Linked DNA regions of Mus musculus: all the other regions are linked to region 3. The links are chromatin loops, found by intact Hi-C in ENCODE. Cell type or tissue: left cerebral cortex. All regions are shown on one strand. Region 1 overlaps Nup160 (nucleoporin 160). Region 2 overlaps Nup160 (nucleoporin 160). Region 3 overlaps Fnbp4 (formin binding protein 4).

The links. A loop is a pair of places that touch in the nucleus more often than their neighbours do. Peaks named below come from ENCODE experiments on the same cell type or tissue, not always from the same donor. Only the 100,000 strongest peaks of a DNase experiment are listed, where the experiment ranks them.
Region 1: it touches region 3 in a loop (2.6-fold over the local background); 19 of 42 quality-filtered maps call a loop at or near these places.
Region 2: a loop joins it to region 3, with 4 times the contacts of the local background. A loop is called at or near these places in 18 of 42 quality-filtered maps.

The regions. Positions count from the first base shown.
Region 1 is chr2:90,699,823-90,702,322 of GRCm38, reverse strand. Nup160 (nucleoporin 160) reads right to left here. Exons shown (of 37, transcript NM_021512.2): 13 at 2,124-2,207; 14 at 1,740-1,910; 15 at 211-310. Among named protein-coding and RNA genes, the nearest start is that of Nup160, 24 kb to the right of the region's middle. In left cerebral cortex, a CTCF peak has its summit at 1,126 (motif pointing right); no DNase peak of the experiment used is centred here.
Region 2 is chr2:90,691,044-90,693,543 of GRCm38, reverse strand. Nup160 (nucleoporin 160) reads right to left here. Exons shown (of 37, transcript NM_021512.2): 9 at 414-491. Among named protein-coding and RNA genes, the nearest start is that of Nup160, 15 kb to the right of the region's middle. In left cerebral cortex, no CTCF peak of the experiment used is centred here; no DNase peak of the experiment used is centred here.
Region 3 is chr2:90,767,405-90,769,904 of GRCm38, reverse strand. It overlaps Fnbp4 (formin binding protein 4), which reads right to left. Exons shown (of 17, transcript NM_018828.3): 11 at 2,364-2,497; 12 at 1,205-1,389. Among named protein-coding and RNA genes, the nearest start is that of Agbl2, 14 kb to the left of the region's middle. In left cerebral cortex, no CTCF peak of the experiment used is centred here; a DNase peak (open chromatin) is centred at 1,343.

The DNA.
Region 1 (2,500 bases), 68 kb after region 3:
ATTAAAAGAAGCATCTGTAATTAGATAGAAAGGATCCCTTTTCTATAGCATATGTACTTAAGACTTTCCAGCTTAAAAAAAAAAAAAAAAAAACTTCAGTGACTAAGGTAAACTCATCAAGACAGGTCACAGTGGTAATTTTATCAATCAACTGAAATAAAATATAAGGTTCATATAGGAAGGGGGTCAATTAGATAGAAAAATTATTACCATCTGATATGGTCGTCTCATCCTCTGTCAAAAGGTGCTCATCGGGCAGGAGATATAAATGATCTACTAAGGAAGATGGCACCAGGAAAGACAGATACCCCTGCAAGTACAAACCTTTCAGTTATTTTCTTTTAAATAATTCAAAAAGAAACTCATAATCCATAATGTATCACAACAAATTGTGCTATGTAGAATATGTACACATAATTTTCCATGTCATTTTTAACACTTGAAAGGGGTTAGGGGATGTAGTTCAGTGGTAAAGGGCTTACCTAATACATGCAGGCCTTAGGTTTGACTCTCAGCAGAGACACAGAAAGAAAGAACAATATTGTGAGCTAAGCCTTCCATTTTTTACCCGTGTCTGTGTTCATCTGAGTGGTGATGTGTATGTGTGTATGCCTACAGGATAATCTTGCTTGTCATTCTCAGGAATGCAGTGTTTCTCACTGGCCTGGAAACCACGAATTAGGGTAGGCTGACTAGCAAGCCGTCTCTGTCTCCTCATCACTGCGACCACAGCATGCACAACTATAGCTGGCATTTCCTCATGGGTGCTAGGGTCTTTCTGCTTGTACGGCAAAGACTTTACAGACTGAACTTAAAATCTACAGAATGTACTTAGACACTGAATGGTGAGGAAACAACAAATTTAAATCAAAAGACAATATAAAAAAGATGGGGGTTGGAGCGATGGCTCAGTGGTTAAGAACACTGGCTGATCTTCCAAAGGTCCTGAGTTCACTTCCCGGCAACCACATGGTGGCTCACGACCAACTGTAATGAGATCCGATGCCCTCTTCTAGTGTGTCCAAAGACAGCAACAATGTACTCACATACATAAAATAAATAAATAAATCTTAAAAAAAAAAAAAAAAAAAAGATGTAGTCTTAAGGTAGCAAGGAAATGGCCAGAAGAGGGTGCTTCACCCCCTATAGCTAGAGTTACAAGTAATCACCACTTGCCATGAATGCTAGAAATTGAATCAGGTTACTCTGTAGAAGTAGCGAGCACTATTAATCATTAAGCCATGTCTCCAGTTCCAGTATCTGTGTTAATGTGTGCTGAAATATTTACCGATATCAAGGCATCAGTGACTCAGGATAAAAAAATGAAGAAAAAGAACAAGAGGAGGAGGAAAAAGAGGAAGAAAACAAAAACAATGCAGAAAAGCAAACTGGGGTTGGAGATACAGTTCAGCGCATTATGTGTGCTTATTAGCATGAATAGGCTCAGATTCAATCCCTGGCACTAAGATCTACCCAGCTACCAACCAACCCTCTCACCAAAATTGAAGCCAACAATGAGTATGGGTGAAGGAAATACTGAAATTCTTGTGTTATCACCATTGTTGTTTTTGTTTGTTGAAGCAGAGGCTGACCTGGGATCCTAAGGGCATTCCCATGTAGTCTCTTAAATATTAGGATATACAGGCCTGAGCCATCGTGCTGTTTTTGTAATTTCAAAGTGCATCAATATAGTCTCATTGAACTTTGCAGAGGAGCTCTGAATGCTCCAGTTCCCTTACCTTCTTGAGAAGGCACACCATGTTTGTGACAGGATTCAAATGTAGAGCAAGAGGGTGGGAGAGGGCTTCCTGATACTGGAGAACGCAGGCATAGAACTTGCACCAGAATTCCTGTTGTAAAGTGCGGAATTCATCCTGGGAGAATTCATACTCCGTCACACTTCCTTGGAGCTGACAAACAGAGAAAAGTGAAACTTTTTGGGGTTTTTTCTCTACAAAATATTCCTTATGCATGAAATCCTATGGGATATGTAAATACCTATCAAACTCCCTGATGAAAAGGCTTAAGCATTTCTACTTTCTACTACCATGATAAAAATGATCAAGTCTGACAGTTCAACTAGACAGACAACATTATCATTCCCACTCTCTCCCACATCTCACCTCATTTTCAACAGCTAAAGTAATTTCCTTTTTTAGTTCATTCCATGAAAGATCCAAGTTCCTCTCGGTACCTCGGCAGAAAATCTAAAATTAAAAGGAATATTTTAGAATATTATAAAATACTCACACTGAAGGAAGTCTGGCCTAAAAGGCCCTAAGGCAATATGTAACTACAGAGCAACCTCAGAAATGTCAGGAGTCCCTCCTCTCTAATTCTGCACAGATGATTTCTAACAGCAATAACAAAGTACAGAACCAGAATAACTTCCAGAAATCTGAATCCAAGAGAATTATAATGAAGTACATAGATCATTAAAAAAATCAATTAAAATCAAAATAACTATTGCCCATTTGGAGAGAAGGGCCTACGGGATGTC
Region 2 (2,500 bases), 76 kb after region 3:
AGCAGTTAAGAGCACTGACTGCTCTGCCAAAGATCCTGAGTTCAAATCCCAGCAACGACATGGTGGCTCACAACCATCCGTAATGAGATCTGTTGCCCTCTTCTGGTGTGTCTGAAGACAGCTACAGTGTACTTACATATAATAAATAAATCTTTAAAACAAAAAAAAGAATATAATCCTATGATAACAGAATGGGGGTAAGGAATTTTGAGACAGTCTCTGTGAGACTCTACTTGGCAATTACAGAAAGTTGCTAAGTTGGTTTGAAACTCCTGTGTTTAAATGACCCTGTCTCAGATTAAAAAAAAAAAAGAAAAAAAAAAGCTATGGTTACCGGGCAAGCAACCTCCCCAGGGTATAGCCAACACTTCCTTCCTGCACCTGTGTGAAATGCACAGGACGGTTTAACTTACCTGAGAAGTGAACAGGGAAGAAATGTGATCTAAACTATAGCGATTATTCTCAGTGCTCACCAACTGGAAAACGCAGAACTGTTGAAAAGCAAGTTAACAGATCATTACTTCATACAATCACCATGTTATTCTTCTAAGGAGAGAATTCACAATCCTCCTGTCTCTGAGTGCTGCAAATACAGGTGTGTGCCACCAAGCTTAACTAAAATATAACAGTTTCCATCTTAACCATTTTTAAGAATGCAGTTTATAGGGGGCTGAAGAGATGGCTCAGCTGTTAAGAGTACTAACTGGTCTTCCAGAGGTCCTGAGTTCAATTCCCAGCAACTTCACAACCATCTGTAATGGGATCTGATGCCCTCTTCTGGTGTGTCTGAAGACAGCTACAGTATACTCATATACATAAATTAAATAAATCAATCGTAAAAAAAAGATGCAGTTTATATATATGACATTGCTGTGCTACCCATATGCAGGACGCTGCATTTTGTAAAATTGAAACTTTACTCCCATCAAAAACTTCCCACACACGTGTGCAAATTTAAAATACATAATATACAAAATATAAATACTATGTATAAATTATATATAAACATATAAAAGTATTTTTCGTAAATGACAGTTGAAGTCTAGGTTTAGTTCAGTGGTAGAGTCACTGACTTAAGTGTGCAAGGCCTTGGATTCAATCCCTTACACTAGATGAAAAGACTAAACAAAAACAAAGAAATTAAGGCACAAGATACTTATAAATAATATTTTGACAATTTTTACTAAAGAAAATTCACTGTGTACTGACAATGCAATGTCCTGTGTGTCATAAGTAGGCAAGTACTCACAGTAAGTTAAAATCTTTTTACATTTATTTAGTGTATGTATGAGGATTCAAGTGTGTGTGGAGGACAACCTGCAGGAATTGGTTCTAGGAACCGAGCTCAGGCTGTCAGGCATGGATGCAAACACTGGGACCCACTTAGTCATCTTGTCACCACCCTCCTTTAGCCGCTTTTTAAAAAAAGTTTTTTTTTGAGACAAGACCTATTGATATAGCTTTGGTTGTCTTGGAACTATGCAGGCCAGGCTGGCCTCAAACTCAGATTGGCCTGTCCTTGCCTTCCAAGTGCTGGGATGAGAAGCATGTGCCACCATGCCTAGCTTTAAAAAATGTTATTTTTAGAAAGAGAAAATTATAATTTTTTCCGCCAGTAGTGGGGATATAAACCTAGGACTTTACCCATTGTAGGTAGTTTTACCACTAAGTTATAGTCCCAGTGTCACAAGCAAGCTATAAGGGAAAAAAGTAAACACTGGCTTGTCTTCTGAGAAAAAGAGGTGTATGAAATATGTAGGGGGGCTGGGGATGGCTTAGCAGATAAGAAGACTTACGGAAACTGGGTCCCATCCCTTGTACCAGACAGCTCGCTAACTTCAGCTCCAAGGAACCTGACATCTTCTAGACTCTATGTCACCTGTCCACATGTGTGTGCATACTCACACAAACACATATGGACACACAAAAATAAATCTTAACAAATAAAAATAAAAGGTCTATGTAGGGGATGAAGGTATAGTTCAGTGACAGTGCAAATGTGTTTGTATGAAGACCAAAATTAAAAAAATGTTGCACACTTTTAATCCCAGCACTTGGATCTCTAAGTTCCAGTTCAGCCAGTGAAACTACAGAGTCTGTCTCAAAAAACAACAAACAAACAAAAACCACAATAGAACTTAAAGCCACAATAACTCCCTAAAGAATTAGAATTCACCAATTTACTGTGGTATCTGTTATAGTAAAAATAAATGTTTTATTAAAAAAACTATCTATCCTGTTATATATTTATCCTGTTAAAAATTTATCCTGTTATATATCTATCATTACAAAAGTATATACTAAGTAGCAAAGTAAAATGTGTACTGTTGAATGTAGCCCAAACAAAACAACAAAATCCAGAAAATTCCAGTTGAGTGCATGAGTTTCTCAAATGACTTGTGACAAAAAGTGAGTTTATTCCACTTTTTTCCTTCTGGACAGTCTTATGATGTCCCTCAGTGTGGCCTTAAAACCATGGCAATCCTCTTGCTTCAGCCTC
Region 3 (2,500 bases):
TGTATATGGTGCAAGCATGACAATCTGAGTTCAATCAGTACCAACCATGTTTTACAAACAACAAACAATCTGGATGTGGCCACAGTCTACCCACCACTTGGGAGGCAGAGTAGATGAATCCTGAGTTGGAGGACAGCCTGGCCCATATAGCAAGTACCAGATCACTGACACAGTGAGACCCTGTCTTAAAAAGTGAGAGAGGCATGTGTGGTGCCTGCTTGGAATTTCAGCAGAATTGAAGCACAGAAGGTGGACCACGTCCAGATCAGTAAACTTAACCTCATCAAGCAATTCCAGGTCTCAGTGAGAGAGCCTTTCAAAAAGCGTGTCTGGCTTCAGGAGTGAGATATAAAGCTGGTAGGTCTCTGCTTGGGCATTCTCAGATGGGGGGCGGGGGGGGGGGTGTCGGATCATAAAACCATTACAATTCCCCTAGGACTATCTTAAATGGGAAGTTTTACCCATTTCTGATCAGATTATCTAAAAATACCACTGACAAACTTAAATCCCATTGACTGCTAGAATAGATTCTACTTCTATAGCTTTTCTGCCTATCATTTTGATTTATACTTAATACTTAGAAGACTAGTGAAAGTCAGAAATGAGGCCAAAATATCAAGTTGTATAAAATGAAAAACCATCCTCATTTTTACTTCACAGATCTGGAAATTCCAAAACTTAGTCCTCGCATAGCCATTCCTGTCTTTCTCTGTTACATGAAAGAAGTATGGTTATCTTTTTTTTTTTTTTCCATTTTAAAATTTTTTATGAGTTCACATGAGAGGAGGGCATCGGATTCTATTACCGATGGTTGTGAGCCACCATGTGGCTGTTGGGAACTGAACTCAGGACCTGTGAGAGAGCATCCAGTGCTCTTAACCACTGAGCCATCTCTCCAGCCCTATGAATTATTTTTGTTTGATACATAAAATTTGTACTTACTAACAGAGTACACAAAACATGTATTAATTAATATTCAGTGCATGAAATATTTTAAGATCAAAAGGTAGCATTTTATTTTTTTACTTTGATGGCAGACTGATACATTGACTTAATTCCTTTTAGCAAACTCGTGTGTTGTCACAGTTTAAGTTGGACTTCAATTAGCATGTTATTCCTATGCTATAAGTTGTCCTATAATAAAAAAACTGATGTTCTTTTCTCTAAAGCTATTGTTCTACTAGAACAGAATAAACTGTCTTACCTGTCGGGTTCTCAGAGGATTCTGTAGAGTTTGGATCAGTGCAGGTTTTGTCCTTCACGGTCAGCTTAGGCAGACTCTCATCTCTAACTTCCTTTGTTTGGCTTTCTTCCTCCTCCTCACCATCTGGGAATTCCCATTGAGACTCGCCCGACTGTTCGTTTACATAGAAATATCGTCTATGATCCCTAAATCACAAGAAAGAAAACCCATGTTTTAAAATCTGTTCTCCTACAGAGACACTTCCACTGGGTCCTGTCCCAGGACAGCAAGCAGTCTGCTCTCACAGGGACGAACCTCTTCTTATGGACTGCTATTCACAAAGGCCACAAAGAGCTTTGACAATTGTGGATGGAGAACCCAGGATAACTCAAAGCTATTTGCACTGCCAGCAGCTCTGTGAATACAGCCCTTAGCCCTCTCCAACAGATGACTTAGAAATCATTTGTTTTGTTTGTTTGGTCTTTTTTTTTTGCCAATGTAAAACCGGGTTTCAAGTGTCATTAATGAAGGGACTCAGTTGCCTAGAACACTAATTTCCCTTCCAAAGAAGAGAACATCGAAGTGAAAGGTGACTCTTCCCCTCTTGGACCGTGGAATTCATTTCAAATTCTTGATATCAAACACAGTGAAAGCTAAAGAGAGGGAGAGGATCTGGGAGCTGAAAAATAAAAGAGCAAAGATTTCAAATAACGAAAAAAAAAAAATCAAGAAAAGCCAAATATAAAAAGAAATGTTTTCATCTGACCTGCTGGCAGAGGATAGTAATCTTGTTCTTCATTCACTTCTGCAGTCACGAAGTTTTCCTTAACTTCACCGAGGTTAATCAGGAGTAGTTGCTTCCAGAGGTCCTGTAAAGCGCACAGAGCTCTCGCATGCGCTTAACCCCCAAGCCCGCCCTACTCCGTGCAACACTCTGGAGAGTAAAAACCGGCTTTGTCCAATCTTGGGAAAAAATCTGTTACATGGAACACTTTTAAACACTGCTTTTTGTTTTCCGAATGTGTGGCTGGCCAAGATCTGCTTGCAGGCTTTGCCTGCCCAGCACCATAACTGCAGCTGCCCAGTCTCCAGCCAGGCTGTCATGGCGTCGGTGGTGGTGATCACAAATCATGTCTGAGATGTCAAAGGTGAAAGGTAAGAAGGGGAGAAGAGTGCGTACCTGTCCCAGTGGCAGGACCAGCCTTTAGGAGTGGCGTTTATTTCATACTGTTTTAGCTGTTCTGCAGCATCCTGAAGCTTTCGTTTTAGGTAATTTCCATTGAGAGCCCCTTCCCGCCAGTCTGCAATTCGAGTCTA